Regions from separate parts of the Homo sapiens genome. Here region 2 is linked to region 1. A link is an interaction called in ENCODE POLR2A ChIA-PET data of the cell type or tissue named here. Cell type or tissue: PC-9. All regions are shown on one strand. Links, peaks and the distances in the headings refer to the core of each region. The heading gives the core; the rest is flanking DNA. Region 1 overlaps ROR1 (receptor tyrosine kinase like orphan receptor 1). Region 2 overlaps ROR1 (receptor tyrosine kinase like orphan receptor 1).

Region 1 (9,145 bases), core at 288-8,287:
TGATTGGGCAGCTGCCTTCATTCTGCCTCAGGTTCATCAATCATAAAATGAAGATAATAAAGGTACCTACCTTATAGACTGTTGACGGTTGAGAAGATCTCTGAGCACAAGCAGAGTCTTTTGGACTTTGACAAAACCTAGGCACCTTTTCCTTCCTTTTTTTTCTTTTTCTTTTTTTTCCTGCAGATCTCACCATATAACAATACAAATAATAGCACAAATTTTGATATATTATGAATTTTTCTTCAACAAAGTAATGGATTCATCACATATATAAGAATTATGCTGATTACAATGTAATTACATGGTTAAAAAGTGATTTCGTACTGCAATATAGGTAGTGTGACTGGGTAATTGAGCAGGGGTTTAAAGTTGCAGGATTGTGCCATCTTCTTTCTTTGTGACTATATTGATAACTTCATTTAGAGATTGCATCAGAAATCCAAATTTGAGGTCACTGAGGACTAGAAGATCCTTGTAGACATTGAGCATAGTACTTTCCAGTCCTGACTATCCCATATAGGATGAAGAAAACTCCAAATTTTCTCTCTCCTCAGTAAGTCAGCCGAGTCCCTAGTGTGGAGAGGCCCCCTCCTTCAGGACCCCAGATGTGGGGCAATTGTGAGCCTAGGGCTAGAGCATGGCTCAGGTTGACTGACCTTGCACTACTGGGGAATGTAGCCTGCCTGTCCTTTTAAGTTACAGCAGACTCTTACTTTTCCAAACAGGCGCCTTTGGTTGAGGTGATTTACCTGGCTATGGGCGTCTCCATTGAGGCACTAGGGAGAGGAAAGAAACAGGGCTAAAAGCCTTCACCAAACAACATCTAAAGTAACACTGAAAACCAACAGTCTCAAAGCCATCAGCATCTTTGACTGTTTTCCCGCCACCCTCCAAATGATCACAAGTGGAGGCCTTCTTTTACCATAGGAAGAAAGTGTGCCCCTTCTATGTGACTGACCCTGGCTGCTTGGAAATTCCTTGAGTGTCTCTCAAAGCTCGGCCTCTGAGAATACATACCACATCTTATGGCTATACACGGCAGAACATGCAGCTCAGTGAGAAGTCAGCATGTATTTCCTTTTGAGCCACCTCTAAAGTCTGGCTCTATCTTAGAACTTCTGTGATTTTGGCGAAGCCACTTCCCTACCAGGGGCCTCACTTGCTTCCTCTGAAAAATGAGGAGATTGTATGACATAATGTTTTAAACAATTGTTTAAAACATTGGGGCATTTTCCACAGTACCTGTAAACACAACAATATATAAAATAGATAAAAGTAGAGTTGTTCCTTTTGAAGGAGGGTCTAGAGCCTGTACTCTTGTCCTCTGGAACCCCAAATCCTCTTATGTTCCTCTATAAATAGCTCCAAAAAATCCCATGGATCCAAAGAATATAATTTGATAAATATGTCTTGGGCCTTGAGGGCCCACCCAGTTATAACATTCTAGGACTCAGTGAGTGGTCAAGAAAGGCAGTGGGGTAGCCACTTGCTTCTCTTGCATTCAGCCTTTGCAGCTACTGGGCTGGCCGCTGGTCTTGTGAGTATGCGCATGCCTGTGTAACCTCACGCATCACTGAATCGGGGATACAGGATGTGGCATGGCTGGGAGCTTCTTGGAAGGGCCTCCACATCCTGTGAATGTTGGGTCTTTACCTGCCAACTGCTGAGATGAACCAGTAATCCTTTCGGAGAGCACAGGCTTTTATCAATGAGGAGGATTCAAGGCTTACTTTTTCCTTCCTTCCAAATAACACTCCCACTGTTGAGGCTTAAATACCAAAACCTTATGGTTTGCAGAATCAGTGCCAAAAAGTCAATCCTCCGAGAAACTGCAAAGATAATAGCCCCTATTGATCAAATCGGGAGGAGAATAGCTTTTGAGGTTTGCCCTCCTAAAAGAGGTCGAGAAAGATAAGGGTTGGAGTTTTCTAAAACATGCTTGGTTTGCTCAAATTGGATAAAACCATATAAAAACACTTATGTTCTTAGAGAACTGGTGACCAATTCAGGAAAACCTCACAAAATGAAAAGACTGGCTTGGATTAGTGAGGCATGTGAAATGCAGTGTCTTTCTAAGAGCATGGTAAATGTGTTATTTCAAATACAGACAGTGACTTAGTAGCTAACCAAGTACATCCATGCAGAGGATGGCCACTGTCTGCCTTACTAGACAAAGGAGAGGTATGAAAGCCCTTGAGTCTCTATGCTGGACACTGTACAGGAGTCTTTTGGTCCATTAGTTAATCATTACCTCAGTCCTTTGCTGCTCCCATTTTATGGATGAGAAAATAGAAGTTAAATGATGTTCAGTAACTTTCTCATGATCACAAAATTAATAAGTGTCAGATAGTAGTGTTAAAATCTGGTGTGTATTTCCATTAAATAGTCTACTGTCTTCTAAATGGCACATACACATTTGCTATTACCATAATGCTTTTGGTGAAGAGAGGCTGCCAGGCTGGTGGTAAATATACCTGGAAATGTCTCATGCTTTTGCCAGTGGTGAGGCGAATAGGAATCCATCAGTGGAGATCCTACAGGGTCAAAACTTGTGGCCGTGTCTCTCTCTGAAGCCACTGGTGGCCATGGAATTGATGGAGTTCAGCTGAGATGTGCTTGATTTTTCTCACTTAAACTTCAGTTTTCCTTTCAGTGAAGAAAAAAAGCTTATTAAACATCACTTTGTGAGGGGAGATTATTAATATTCAACTTTCTACATAAAATAATCAGCCTTTATTTTAAAAAAATATGGCCTTGGAAGATATTATTTTTCAGGGAAGTTATTCATATTTTAAAATATTTTATCTGTTTTTATTATCATTTTATCTGAGAAGCTGAACACGTGGTTATCTAAAGGAATGGATCTTGAAGTTGAGAACAAAACTCCCCAGAATCAGCACAATCACTTAATGAGCTTGCGAATTGAAATTATCTTTGCTACAGCCCAAGAACTGAGTGGTAATTAGTGTCCAGGGACACGTGGGGAACAATTTCAGTGTTAGCAGTGCCAAGAATCTATTCATTTGTCATTGGTCCCAAATTATATTCAATCAGCAATTCAACTCAGCTTGGAAAAACCAAGTGACATATAGCTAACTGTCTATAAAATTAACACTGTAAAATGAAACTATATTTCTGGCTGTGAGCAGCAGTAAGATGAAGCTATGAAAATATTGCATGTAAATGCTGTCAAGGTTCATTTTAATCCCACCACTTTCCAACCTATGCTTCCTTCCCTGAAATGCCGCCTTGGCTGCCAACCTTCTATTCCCAAGCTCCCTGAAGTCTGGGTGTCGGGGTGTTTGATGAGCCTTTTCATAGGTGAACCGCAGCAGTCCATACTACTGAAAACAAGGGCTGTCATTATTGAAAGAGCCAAAGTGGGTGGCAGCAGCATGGGGCTCAGACTGGAGTTGGGGTTGGAGTCATATGTGGAGGGCCCTGAAATGTAGACAATTAGCTCTTCTGGGGAAAGCACCTGCACGAAATACCCGTTCCCCAAACAAGAGGTTGATAACAGAAGCACTGCTTTCCACTGTGGCTTTGTAGTAAGCATTTCTCCTACTTGGGTAAAATTTTCTTTTTGTTTTCATATTTTGGAATTAAGATCCCTGCCATACTGCCTATCTGACATCTGGTCCCCTTGAAAGAGTCTATGCTATTTTTGGCTCAGGACGTTGGAGGAAACCAGGGCCACTGTAGGTGGGGAGGGTATGTGTGGTTCATCTACTTCTTTCCCACCTGCTTCTAGGACTAGGAAAGAGGTAAGCCAAGGAGGTCTGCACAAACCAAACAATCCTTTTGTCTCTGCTGTGGCAGGGAGATAAACTAGAAGTATGCCTTTGCAAGGTCTCAGTGAGTCAACATCCTGTTCTTGTTCAAGCTTAGTCAGTGACGATGACATGTGGCCATTTGGCAGACAGTCACCATCAGTAAATATGGAAATACGAAAAATGTGCTTATCTCTGTGAAAAGGTGAGGCCAGAGGTAAGGTGAAAAAAAAAAGCCAGGTTTTACAGGCTTGAGTACTGGTCAGCATGGGCTGCCAGAAGGTGTGGAGTGCTAGAGTCAAAGAGACCTGGGTTTGAATTGCAATTCTTCCACTTAATAAAGTTCATCCTGCATTCTATCTCAGATCAATTTTTAGTGGCTACCTAGAGCACTGTGCTTAAAGGACTCTACGACAGATCCCAGGCTTAACAGGTAAACAGAGCCATAATTGATTAAAGATGCCTACACTGGATTGAAGTAGGAGGGATTGACAACTTGTATGCCTTATAGCTAATGACCCTGGGTCCTCTAAGGTCCTGTCCAGCCCTAATATTCTCTAGTAATGTTCTGAGTGTGTGTGTGTGTGTGTGTGTGTGTGTGTGTAGACATAGCCTGAGGGGAGGTTAGTATAACCCCATTACAATATATTAGTAGCGTGGATTAAATTTTCAAAAAACAAGAACAACAACCAAGATTATTTGTATATTACAGTCTATTATTAAAGAGTTTTAACAGCCCGTAAGTACTTCTAACAGTCCATAAGTACTTCATAGTGTATTATGTCCTTTAGATTATTGATTTGTATGTTTGCTTTGATTCATGATGGCTTTGAAAATTATATTTTAAGTTATTTACCACAAATGACTCTCTATATTCAAATACTTAGCTTTCATTTGTCTTGACCTAAAATTCCAATGTAGAGAAACGAATTTCTCTATTCACAGAAATGGTAACAATTCCAAACACGACCAGTGAAATTAGTTACAGGAGCAATGTTGTTCTTCCTTAGGAAGGCTATTAAATTTATTAGTCTAAGACTGGTCTTTCAACAAGAAAAGGAGTTTATGTTTGATTATGTGTGGTCATTTCTGCAGATTTGTTTTCTTGTTAATGTAGTATTTTAGGGGCGAGGTGTATTTTGCCCTTGTTCTTTTTTTTTTTTTTTTGCAATTTCCATTTTTATTTTAGATTCAGAGGGTACATGTACAGGCTTGTTGTGAGAGTATATTGCATGATCCTGAGGTTTGGGCTTCCATTGATCCCATCACCCAGATAGTGAACATACTACCCAATAGGTAGTTTTTCAACCCTTGCCCCACTCCCTCTATCCTTTTGTAATTCCAGTGTCTATTGCTCCTATCCATGGTACCTATGATTTTACTCCCACTTATAAGTGAGAACACATGATATTTGGTTTTCTGCTTCTCTGTTAATTCACTTAGGCTAATGGCCTCCATCTGCATCCATGTTGCTACAAAGGACATGATTTCATTATTTTTATGGCTACATAGTATTCCATGGTATATATGTACCACATTCTCTTTATCCAGTCCTCTGTTGATGGGCACCTAGGTTGATTCCATGTCTTCGCTATTATGAATAGTGCTGTGATGAACATATGATGCAGGTGTCTTTTTGGTAGAATAATTTATTTTCTTTGGGGTATATACCTTGTAATGTGATTGCTGGGTTGAATGGTAGGTCTATTTTTAGCTCTTTGAGAAATCTCCCAACTGTTTTCCACAGTGGTGGAACTAATTTACATTCCCCCAACAGTGTATTAGCATTCCGTTTTCTCTGCATCCTTGCCAGCATCTGTTATTTTTTGACTTTTTTTGTTTTTTTTGAGATGGAGTCTCGCTATGTCAGCCAGGCTGGATTTCAGTGGCACCATTTCAGCTCACTGCAACCTCCGCCTCCCAGGTTCAAGCGATTCTCCTGCCTCAGCCTCCTGAGTAGCTGGGATTACAGGTGCATGCCACCAGGCAGGGCTAATTTTTGTATTTTTAGTAGAGACGGGGTTTCATCATGTTGGTCAGGCTGGTCTCGAACTCCTGACCTTGTGATCCACCTGCCTCGGCCTCCCAAAGTGCTGGTATTACAGGTGTGAGCCACTGTGCCCAGCGTGACTTTTTAATGATAGCCATTCTGACTAGTATGAGATGGCATCTCATTGTGGTTTTGATTTGCATTTCTCTGGTGGTAAGTGATGTTGAGAGGGTTAATGTAATATTTTACATTTTAATTTTCAAGCCAGTGTTTTGAAGTAAAAATCTTCAAATCTGGCCAATAGATTGTTCATTTGGATGGCATCTAAAATGCAGGCGCCTCTACTGGCATCTAGAGCCACCATTCCAGTCTAATAAGCTATGGGATTGCCGTGGTCTCTCTCCAAAGGCAGGCCCTTTGGAAATCTCCTCTAATGCTTCTAACAGCCTATAAATTACTATATTTAATATTGCCCTTGTCTTTCTCCCTTCCCTTCTTTTTCTTTTCAGAAACAGAGCTGTCAGTCAGTGCTGAATTAGTGCCTACCTCATCATGGAACATCTCAAGTGAACTCAACAAAGGTACACAGTGGGGGCACACAGGGGAGGCGAGGAAAGAGGTGTGGAACTGTTTTTAATCCTGGCATGACCTTCTTTGAAATCAACTGTTTTTCAGATCACTGCAAGGAGGTGGGGGCCAAAATAAATCCCCAGCTTACTTTGTGATCATTTAACATTGAATTACTTGGGATTCTATTATTTCTGGAGAGTTTCTTTCCCCCCCTCGTTCCTTTTTCTTCTTCCTCTAAAATGTTCCACATGGTAAAAATGCTTCAAGATGTGAAATAGGGTCATTTCTGACCTTTCTGACACTACATCTAGTGGATCTTATTTAGGGGATTTGATTCAGCCCAAGCCAGGATTCATCAGAGCTGTTTGCTCGGTGACCTTTCACGATGAGCATTTGATGTGCTTGCAGGGTTCAGGACCGAGTATCTGGAATGTTTGTAATTGCCTGTGCATAAGGATGGCAGCTTCCTTTGTGCACGTGGGGAACAGGTTTCTGCTAGGAGATTGTTGTTTAGCATTAATTAAGCCCCGCCATATGTTAAGCATTGGGTATTTTATAAAGACCCTATGTCCTGGAGTGGTACATCAGGACACATTCAAAACCTCTGCAGTCTGGCTCAATCTACCTTTCTAGCCTTAGTTATCTTTATTCCCCTTTATGCATTTCCAGCCAAATTTCGATTTCTTCTTATACATCCTGTGCTTTTCTGCCTCTCTGCTCTCACCTTTTCACCTGGATTGCCTTCTCTTCTTTGCCAATACTCATTCTCCCCCTTTTGCAAGGCAACAAATTACTTCTCCCTCAAGACCAAGCATAAAATTTACATTATCCAGTCTTGTCTAATCCCTCCAGCTGGAAGTGGCCTTTCCCTCTTTGAAACTCCCATAGCTCTCTTTCTTCTCTGTTCTTCTCTTCACATTTTCTATATGATGTTATGGTGATTTATATACTTATCTCACCCTTAAGCTTAGAAGTTCCTTGTAGGAGGGTTTCTATCTTACTTTTTTTTTTTTTTGGTCTCCATCACAAAATCTAGCACAAACTCTTATTTGTAGGAAATTCTCAATAAATGTGTGTGGAATGATGAGTCACATCTTACCTGGTGAGAAGCCATAGCCATACATATTTGTGTGCAAATACATTCAGCAAACTTACTGAGTTTCTACTTTAGTTCAGGCATGATTCAAGGTTCTGAGATTACAGTGGTAAAGGGAGCTCAAAAGTCATTGTCATAAATGGTCTTTTATGATTAGCTCTCTATTGTCTACTGACATAGTTTGGTTGTGTCCCCACCCAAATCTCATCTTGAATTGTAGTTCCCATAATCCCTACGTGTTGTGAGAGGGACCAGGTGGAGATAATTGAATCATGAGGGTGGTTTCCCCCATCCTGTTCTCATAATAATGAGTTAGTTCTCATGAGATCTGATGGTTTTATAAGGGGCTTCCTCCTTCGCTGGGCACTCATTCTCTCCCCTGCCGCCCTGTGAAGAGGTGCCTTCTGTCATGATTGTAACTTTCCTGAGACCTCCCCAGCCATGTAGAACTGTGAGTCAATTAAACCTCTTTCCTTTATAAATTACCCAGTCTTGGGCAGTTCTTTATAGCAGCATGAGAACAAACTAATACATCTACTAATACATTCACTGTAAGTTGTATTTCCTCTCTGAGAAGAGATAAGTTTATTTTATAAAACAGCAATGGGTGAAGTTATTTTGCTGGTTATACTTTACTAGGCACTTTAGGATGGTGGAATGAAGTGAGATGTCTTTTCACCTTAAATCAAAGGACATTTAGAATATTTTTTCTATTGCCAAATTTGACCTGACATTATTTTTCTATTAAATATTAAATCAGGCACTCCATGTTACTCCTCTCCACCTCCAGCATCAACCACAATGCCTAGAAAGCAGATTTTCAACAAATATTTATAGAATATGTTTAATGGAAAAGAAGAAATAAAAGACCCTGAACATTAACTTAGTACCTGCTCTGTGCCAGGCACTGTGCTGGGTGCTTTTTTGTGAACTTATTCTGCAAGTTCCTTATGGTGCCAACAGAAAAATTATATCATTGCACACTGCATGTTATTGATCAGATTCCAGTTATGGCAATAGAAAAGCATCAATGTGTGCTAAGAAAGGCAGCAGAGCCAGCAGTCTAGAACCCAGCCTGCCAGACTTGGAATTTCTACCAGACCAGCACTGTAATTAGTAGTAGTTGCCCATTAAGAAAGTAGTGGTGTCAATAGTATGAACCTGCTGGCTGAAGGGAAGGATAAAGGCAGGCCCCAGACTCCTTTATTTGTTCAACACAGACTTCCAGAGAGTATGGATGGCTTTCTGGAGGTACGAGGATGCTTGGCATCATCTTTCTCTAGAAGGTAATTAGTGTATATTCTTTAATTTCCATTTTGAATGAGAGAGGAAGATCATTTGTTGATCAAAACCTTATCGATTCCTACTCTGGTCTAGGAACTCTATGAAAATTAGGATATAAAGATAAACCAGGCAAAGGCCCCTGTCCTCCATGAACTCAGAGACTATTTGGAAAGACTGATAGCTAAATGCATAATCAAAGCCTTCTGGTCAATTTGGTAGATTGAGCTTTCAAGAGACACTTCTTCCAATCACAGAGAGATACTAGTGAAATATACAATGAAGAAAATAATCCATTGCCAAGCTGGTACACAAAGAGGTGAAATCCCTAGGTTCCAGAAATGAAGAACAAGTTCAATACTAGTACAATGATCTTTGAGGAGGAATTAAGCAAAAGAGTCCATGATAATTTGAAAACTATGGGTACTCTCTAAG
Region 2 (9,145 bases), core at 769-8,768, 62 kb before region 1:
AGAGGGGTTGATAAGGAACAGGATATTTGTATGGGTTTAAAGTATCTCCCCACATATTGCTTATTGGCTAAGACTGGGCAAATGGTAACTATACAGTGGAAAAAATGGACAACATCTCAGCCAGATGATCAGGTTAATATCATGAATGAGAAGCAGATGGACATCACAAGGCATCCAGGTGTCCAGATGCAGGTACGTGATGCACTGGGAAGGGCACAGCATCATTTGTGTAGTATTCTGACCAACACTGCGTAACCCGAATTTAATCAGGAGGAAATATCAAGCAAACTGAGTGAAGAACATTCCACATAATAACTGTCCTGTATTTGTCATAGGCCAATGTCATGAAAAGCAAAGGCTGAGGAACTGTTCTAAGTTAAAGGAGACTAAAGAGACATGGTCACTAAATGCAATGGGTAACCCTGGACTGGGTTTTGTGCTGGAGGGTAGAAAAAACAAATGCTCTGAAGTACATTATTGAAACAATTGAAAAAACTGGGATATGGCCTCTGGATTAGATATATATAAATATTATACACATATATTTAAAAATACATACTGAAATATTAAGGGGCAAAGGGATATGGTATATGCAACTTATTCATCTGTAGTTCAGAAAAAATAAATACACACACAGAATGATACAGCTGTGCTGAAATGTTGAAATTCACAAGTCTGGGTAGATAAAGGATATATAGGAGTTGTCTGGATTACTCTGGCGTTGTCTGGATTGTTCTCTAAGTTTGAAATAATTTCAAAGTAAAAGGTTTTTTAAGTATTGGAGTACAGTAAATAAATGGAGCCCGGCTGTCTGCCACCACTTAGCTGTCTTACTTTGGACAAGTCACTGAGCCTTTCTAACCCTCAGTTTCCTTGCCTTTCAAGTGGGGATAACATAATATCAGTTCTTTTTGCATTATAGGGTTGTGTGCATGACAGGTATTCTAACTGCAAAGATGTGTAGACATAGCTGTGACATTTTCATCTAAACCCTTCCATACCTCCAGGGCTTTGTATGGATCATAAGGCTTTGTTCCCTTCTATGTATTAGACACTTGTGTTTATAAACCATGAGGAGATGATACTACTACTACCAGTACCATTAATAATAACATCTTGGCTAGCCTTAAAAAGTAATAATCATATCTGACACTTACATAGTACTCCAGCTTGAATAGTACTCATGAGCCTCCGGGTGCCAGACACTGTTCTAAGTACTTTACATGCGTTATCTCATTTAACCCTTACAAAATTATCTCCATTTTACAGAGGAGGAAACCGTGGCAAGAAGGGGAGGCAGAGTGAAGATTCAAATTCAGGCATTCTACTCTCAGTTTATGCTCTCAGCCAGAGCCCTCCAGTGAAACCTTTTTCTCCTGTGCCCAGCACCCTGCCTGGCACGGTCTGGTGCAGACCTGATAAATGTCTATAGAATGAATGGTGGGAAAGAGTGTTTAGAAAGTGTAAGGGCTCTGCAACTAAAAGGACCTGACCTAGAATCTTCACTCTTTCTTCAGTCTCTACATTCAGCTTTTCTGAGCCTTGGTTCCCATGTTTGATAAAAACAATCCTGGCAGAGAAGAGGTATTTAACAAATGGTCATGATTCTTCTCCTTCTCCTTTGTCTTTTTGTTCTTATCTTTCCTTCTGAACATTTCCTTGTGTATAATGTTAATACTACTTTTAACCAGGTGTTTCTCCTCTTTAGTGTCTATTATGATTTTTATGTACCATTTTTTTTTCATATTTGTGATGACTTATTTTACTTAAGTGCCTCCACTTAGATTTTCTTAAGGGCAAGAGCCACGCCATTTTCATCTTTGTGTCCTTATTGCTCTGTATGATGCATGGCCTTAGGAGTAGGGCCATTGCTAGCCCGTCTCTCACTTTGGTGAAATTTAGAAAAAGGCGGTTCCTTTTAGAAAAAGCTTTGCAGGGAGGAGAGCTGTGCAGCAGATACCAGTATGTGAAGAAAAGACACCCTGTCCTTGGAGGGTTACATTTCTCTTTTAGGAGGCACAGCTTGGCAACGAAGCTATATTCTACCTCCTACTCTTCCCCACCGCTGGGCATTTTGTGTAATCTGCAAAATAAATGATAAAGTTGGCTTGGCATGGTGGCTTATGCCTGTAATTCCAGCAGATTGGGAAGCTGAGGCCAGAAGATCATATGAGCCCAGGAGTTCGAGAGCAGCCTGGGCAATACAGTGAGACTCTATCTCTACAAAAAATAATAAAATTAGCCAGGCATGGTGGAGCGTGACGATTGTCCCAGCTACTCAGGAGGCTGAAGTGGGAGGATCACTTGAGCCCAGGAGGTAGAGACTGCAGCAAGCTGTGATTACACCACCGCTGCACTCCAGCCTGAGCAACAGAGCAAAACCCTGTCTTTAAAAAAAAAAAAAAAAAAAAAAAAGATTAAGTGCAGCAGCCATGCCTATGAGCTACTCAGGACATATTGAATGAATGAATAGGTACACAGATGACACCTCCTTCCTGGATTCCTTTATCTTTTCAAACTTCAGACTCCCATTGTGCCACAACTCACTCAGCCTGAGAGATGATCCCAAGGCTGCTTGTTGAACTGTGGGAATGGTTGCTCCTCTGTAGCAATCCTTGAGTGAAGCCCAAGGGAAGGCTAAACCTCAGCCCAGGCACCGACACCCAAACTCAAATTACCCTTCCCAGGTTAGAGCAATTGGTCTCAGCTTGGATACAGCTCAGGGCAAGCCCCTGTGCTTCACAGCCTTGCTCTTTAGGAAGTCCGTAGAGGAACCCAGCTCCACTGGTCCCTCACCAGTGTGGTCTCCAAGTCCTTCCTGGAGAGCCATTCTCCCCAGGCCCAGGAAGGGAAAAAAGCTCATCTGGTAACTGCTGGCATTAGCAGAGCAGATACCGGGTGAGAGCTCTGTCTCTGCAGGCTGGAGGTGGAGCCATGTGGTTAACTGCTCCCCGCCACCAAGCTGGCTGGTCACATTTGCAGAGAGAACCTTGACTTTGTCATTTGATTATAGGTAGAGGCATTCCTAATTTTCACTTGTGATTTATTATTGTTCTTTTCCCATTAAAATAATTTTCTTCTAAGATGCAAAGTACTAAGTATTTGTTATAGAAAAGTTATGATAATGCAAACAAAAAGAAAAGAGAGAAACCAATAATACAGCTCAGACATAATCACTGTAAATACCAGAGTTTATTCTTTCGTCTCTGTCTTTTCTGCACACAGGCACACACACATACACACACATACACAACATAGCATCACCTTCATTTACTCATTGCATTTTGGAGACTTCATTCATTGCTTGGAAATTTAGAGATTATATTGATTTGTGAAAGCAGTTGAATGATCTAGGAATATAAAGTATTATTAGCATGTTGGGAATGGAGGTGAGATTATACCTTAAATTCCACAGATATATGCTTCTAGTCTCTCATGCCTGAAATAAACTTGCTGGAATGTGAGTCTTTTATGCCAAGCATTTGATACACAAAGAACCTACTTCCCAGGAGATTGGCTAAACCAAGCACGTTGTGTTCATCTTTATGATGAAATACAGATTTCCCATTAAAAGGAAAATCTCTTCCTTTCAGAAGGTTGAAAAAGATGACACTTCACAAAAAAAGGAAGAAGAAAAAAAAGAATCCCAGCTGGTTAAATTTAGGGTGCGGAAAGAGATCCAATCGGCAGATAATCCCTGGCCATGGGCCCACAGCATTTTCATTTGATTGTGCATTGGATACATTTTCATTCATTTTAAGCCCTTGCCTTTCAGTATTTTGTTCCTTGGAGACAGGCAAACTAGTATCAATAGCTCTCTTAGCCTATGTCAAATGGTTTGATTTACTTAAGTGGTCTATTTCGTTATTCCAGTAAGGAGGAACTTGTATTTGTTGATGCATTTCTGAGAATGATTGTGCAAAGAAATGCTGAAATTCTAATCATTTTTCTTCTATCCTCTCAGTGGTCTCCTTGTTTTAAATGGAAAGATGTTGGATAAAATTGTGAGTGTGGTTCATGGGATGAGGGTGCTCTGGATGCAGAGTCAGGAGACCTGGCTTCTCACCCAGCTCTGACACTGACATCATGGATACATCCTTGGCCAAATCTCCTAATTGCCTTGGGCCTTAATTTCCTTGTCTGAAAAGTTGGGATAATCATCTCTTCTCTGCTTTTCCCACAGGGGTGTTATAAGGATAAAATGACCTAATTCAGTGTCTCTCAACCTCTCTTGCATATTAAAATTACCTGGGGAAGTGTTAAAAAAATACCTTTTGTCAGGCCCCACCCAGACCAGTTAGAATCCAGGGTGACCTGGGCTTTGGTAATTTTTTATATCCCAGGAGATTATATTGTGGAAGAAGGGTTGAAAATCATCGAACATCCAGGCGATAATATATTGGAAGGCCTGAGAATGCAAATTATGGGAAAAGGTTAAAACGACCCACATTAGTATGGTCCTCTGTAGTTTTCAAACGGTGTCACTTGGAGACTTGTTAAGGGTCTATAAGGCAGTGGACTTAAAACTTTTTTGACTGTTAAACTAAAAAAGATCATATCTCGGTATACACATGCAATAACATGTAAATACACTCAGTCCCATGTAAATACAGCTTTCACGGAACAATATTTTCTGTGTGTGATTCACTCTAATATTTTTTATTATTTTCCATTTCATTGCAGTTTAAACTAGTCCATTTCATTTCTTTCATTTTATGTGGGTGCAGAGCCATGGAATTGATTTAATGATCTGTTGTACAGTCCCCTGACCTATAGTTTGAAAAACACTGATGAAGAGATGGCCTATTTCTGGGGAGCAGGCTCACCCATTGTTTAATGTTGTTTCCTTCTAGTACCAGAATCAGTCTACTGTTGCCTGGATCGACTTTCCCACTCTCCCTCCCTTTTATACCTTTACTTGCTACATCAAACATACCCAGCAGGGTTGTCCTGGTTCTACACTTATTTGGCCCTTAATTGGGTGACTTAGAGCCTTGCCTTCTCTTCTGCATTCTAATCTCTGAAGTGATAGATCTTAAACATTATACTTTATTCCTCACATGAGATTTGTTAAACAAATTCAAGACATATTGTCAATTGAATTACATATAGTTTACTAAATAGATTCTTAGCAAAAATACAAGAAGGTGCAGTTCATAGGTTGCTCTAGCTGCAACATGGTGCTAGTGATAATTTTAGTCCCTCTACTTTGGAGAACTGGGGAGCCCCCAGGCCAGATCATAGAGGAATCATCTCCCTCTTGTTCTGCCGGATCTTTTCTTCCATGCTTCCTGGTCCTCCTAGGCAATTGTGCTATCAGAAGTAAGTTTGTTTCAGCTACAGAGAATTCTCAGCTTCTCTCCTGCACTCATTAAAGTTTGGCTGTCATAGCCCAGACACATCCTCTGTGACATTTCTTTATCCCTGGCTTGGTACTGCTTCTGTTGGCTGGTGTGTGGCTCTGGGCAGGTGCTTGAGGCTCATAGTTCTCTCTCAGGACACACACACTATAATATTCAACCTAATCAAATAGCTATTGGTTCCTCCTCTCTGCTTTACTGCCAAGGGGACTAGAAGGTTTGGGTATAAATTTGGGCAGGAAGAGAACATCTTCCAGATATAACTATCTCTGAAAACCTCCCCCAGCGTTTTTCCCCAATGTCTGTTTAACCAGTTTTGTGTCTGCTTAATTTATGCTATATTGCCTCTAACTTTGTTTGACAGTGGCACAGAATCGAATGTATTCAAGTTAAAAAAATGTTTTTGTGGTGTACAACATATGTTTTGATATATAGGTACAGTGTGGAATGGCTAAATCAATTTTCAACATATACTAATTGAGCATATACCTCAACTTTTGTTTTTGTCATGTAATTTTTAAGGCAATCTTTGAAGAAAGATATAATTTCCACTATATAAAGGAAGTAACAGAGGCTCAGAGGGGTGAGATGATTTATATGACTATTAAGGGTCAGAGGTAGGATTTGAATTCAGGTATTTAGATTCTAAATCATGGCCTCTTTCTTCTACATCCAGGCTCTGTATATCTGTGACAGGCACAGGTCATCCTTGCTTCCTCAAGGCATGTTGGATCCAAGACAGAAAAACTGGTACAAAGGATATCCTAATGCCAGACGTGATCTTGTCAAGGGTTGAGGTGGTGGATACCACCACATGCCTGGCTCCTAACGGAGGGAGTAAGGCTTCACCAGACCTCTGACCCTTCTGAAGCCATACCTTTCACAGTCAGGTTTGCCTGAAGCTACCATGATTCACCAGCATACCAAATCCTTCCTGCCAGTGGAGGCTACATTAGGCTGGGAAAGGAATCTTGTGAAAAAATAGATCTACTTCTCCTGACCCGTGTTCTCCAGGGGATTCAGGGAGTCCTCTCTCAGACTGCTGTCTCGGTTCCACGGTGATTGGCGTCCTGAGTAAATACTCTGATAGACTAAACACACGTTGCCCATGTTGGCCCAGGAGCAGCAGTCCGGGAGCGCGCCCAGTACAGTCCCCTGTATGGCAGCCCAACTTGTTAATCATCGCACTGGCAGGCTAGCCAGAATGGGGATATTTAGCTTGGGGCTTATGCATTACCATCTATGCTAATATGGCATTCTTAGAACTATAATTTCCGTTCTGACCTCCATGGATACTCCTTATAGAGAACACAGACATAAAACAATTCTTGAAATGTCAGGAAGAAATTGCATCTAATGGAGGGTACCTCTGCCAAGGAAAACATACTTCAGTGTTAAAGCATTCCCATCCAAACAGGGAAATTTGAAAACTGCTCTTGGGTCTGCATTGAAGCCTGAGCATTTTTCCATGCCCTTTAATAACCTGTAATGTATGTACCAGCCAGCTCCACTGCAGGCTCCCCATCAACCAAGAGGGCTTACTGTGAAGGAGGTGGGGTGGCCGGCGGGAGGTGATAGCTGAGACCTGTGTGAGCTGGTGTCAGCTAGAAGACCTTCCTGGGGGCTAAAGCAAGAAGATTTATAATGGGAACATATACCACATGACATAATGTCCTACCTGCATCTGTTACAGTGGAGAATATGATCCCCAGTTGGGTCTTGAACCCTTGGCCCTCCTGATACCTGATACCAATGAAGCCTATCCTCCACCCTTTAGGATTTCATATTAGGAGACACACAATCTGTCTTCTGAAATCATGCTGGTGAACAGATACCACTTAGTAATAATAATATTATGTTGCTAATAGTTGCTGTCATTATGAGTGTTTATAATATGCCAGGAATAAATACTTTACCTAAATTATCTCATTTTTACCCTGTCAGTAACACTGCATTGGGTACTGCTGTTTTCTCCACTTTACAGAGAAAACTGCCGCACAGAATCGTTAGATCACTTGGCCAAGGTCACACAGGTAGTAAGTTACTGACGTGGAATTTAAAATTGATTTAGCCAGTCCACACTGTTCTAGACCTGTGCAAGTTGATCCCCTGAGATAATAAAACAAACAAACAATGAAAAGAAATTATCTTATCCTCTACACATTTCTATTTTATGTAGATGTTTTACAATAGATACTATAATAGTACAGAACTTCATGTATGTAAGTTCTGAATAAATAAATATACATATATAATAGAGGTTTGTGGTCCAATTTTTTTTTTTTTTTTACTGATTTACAAACATTTGGAGATTGCTATACTTAACTATAAAGTTCAATGGAAAGAAGAGAGTTTCTTTTCCTGATAACTGATATTGATAATATTATGGGAAATCTGATACTTCCAGAGGGTATAAGCCAGATATTTTTGTCTCATTTGCTCACCACCATATTCCCAGTACCAACCCTAATGCCTAGTAGATGTTCAGTAAAGAAGATGGCCATGAAGTTTGGAAACCAGTGAACATACATAATGCTGACTGAATGTTTGTGTCCACTCTCTGCTGCCACGGATTCTTATATTGAAACCCTAACCCCCAATATGATGGTATTAGGAGATGGGGCCTTTGGAAGGTGATTAGGTCATGAGGACAAAGCCCTTCTGAATTGGATTAGTGTCCTTATAAAAGAAGGCCCAGAAAGCTCCCTTATTCTTTCTGCCATGAGATTTACAGCAAAAAGAAAGCCCTGTATGAACCAGGAAGCGAGGCCTTACTGGACTCTGAATCTGCCTCTGCTGGTGCCTTGATCTTAGACTTCCCAGGCTCCAAAACTGTGAGATTTAAGTTTCTGTTGTGTATAAGCCACACGGTCTATGATATTCTGTTATGCCAGCCTGAACTAAGACACACAGTAAATTTTTCATTGCTATGACATTATAACTCATGATATGTTCTGTGACATTGTACAATATGCTTAATGAGCTACCCTACATGTGCTCCAGTGTGCTGTGCAGAACTGCAGTGAGCCAGGTGTACTTTCCTCAAGCCCCGCTCAGGCATCTGAACCATTCCATATAAAGAAGGCAGGAGTGAGTGCTTGCACAGAAAGGGGTTAGGGCAAGTCGGGGACATGGAAAAGAAAAAAGGAAAGGCTAAAATAGACGAAATCAGGTCCGAATTCAATTTCATCAGGTGATTTTTCCTGATTACCTATTGCTCCTTACCTTCTTACCAATGACTTTCTTTTTTCCCACTCCATTCCCCACCCCCCAGAGAAGGAAAGGTTTTTGCCTGAGTGGAGGTAATGGGGTAAGCTTCCATTAAGGTGGAAGATTTGAGCCTGGCTTGGGATAGGCAGGAGAACAGCCACATTTGAATAATGTTTCTGTAGAAACCTGAACTTATTTCATTCTGTGAGATAGCCTGGTTTTCTGCCCATTTTGTGAATTAAGAAACAGAGGCTTAGAGTGTTCCAGCAGCTTTCCCAAGCTTACCTGGAGGGTTTCCTTTTTACGGGTGCTATTTTCTTTCTGCTTCACTCCTCCAGGAGCTGGCCCACATTCACAGAATGTGTCTGGAAAGTGCCATAATTCCTCCAGGTGCAAAGGGCTTAGTAATTTACTCCTTCAGTCTCCTGCTTGATTGTCTCAAAATTGAAAAGGTTTCATGCCATTTTCAGACATGCTTAAGTTTCTCAAAGGGGGTAGCCCGGGAACTTGAGACTTCAGTAGTTTTTCCTTCTTGAATGCCCCTGTCCAGCCAGTGCCCTAACTTGTACAAATCA

Evidence for each region. ChIA-PET counts read pairs that join two places held together with the same protein. Peaks named below come from ENCODE experiments on the same cell type or tissue, not always from the same donor. Only the 100,000 strongest peaks of a DNase experiment are listed, where the experiment ranks them.
Region 2: POLR2A ChIA-PET joins it to region 1 with 12 read pairs; 3 of 35 experiments call an interaction of 5 or more read pairs at or near these places.

What each region holds. Positions count from the first base shown.
Region 1 is chr1:64,003,033-64,012,177 of GRCh38, forward strand. ROR1 (receptor tyrosine kinase like orphan receptor 1) reads left to right here. Exons shown (of 9, transcript NM_005012.4): 2 at 6,273-6,344. Among named protein-coding and RNA genes, the nearest start is that of ROR1-AS1, 100 kb to the right of the region's middle. RefSeq lists an enhancer at 3,685-3,979. In PC-9, for the core only: no CTCF peak of the experiment used is centred there; a DNase peak (open chromatin) is centred at 3,889; H3K27ac peaks cover 3,384 bases.
Region 2 is chr1:63,940,703-63,949,847 of GRCh38, forward strand. All of the region lies in intron 1 of ROR1 (receptor tyrosine kinase like orphan receptor 1), which reads left to right. Among named protein-coding and RNA genes, the nearest start is that of ROR1-AS1, 170 kb to the right of the region's middle. In PC-9, for the core only: no CTCF peak of the experiment used is centred there; no DNase peak of the experiment used is centred there.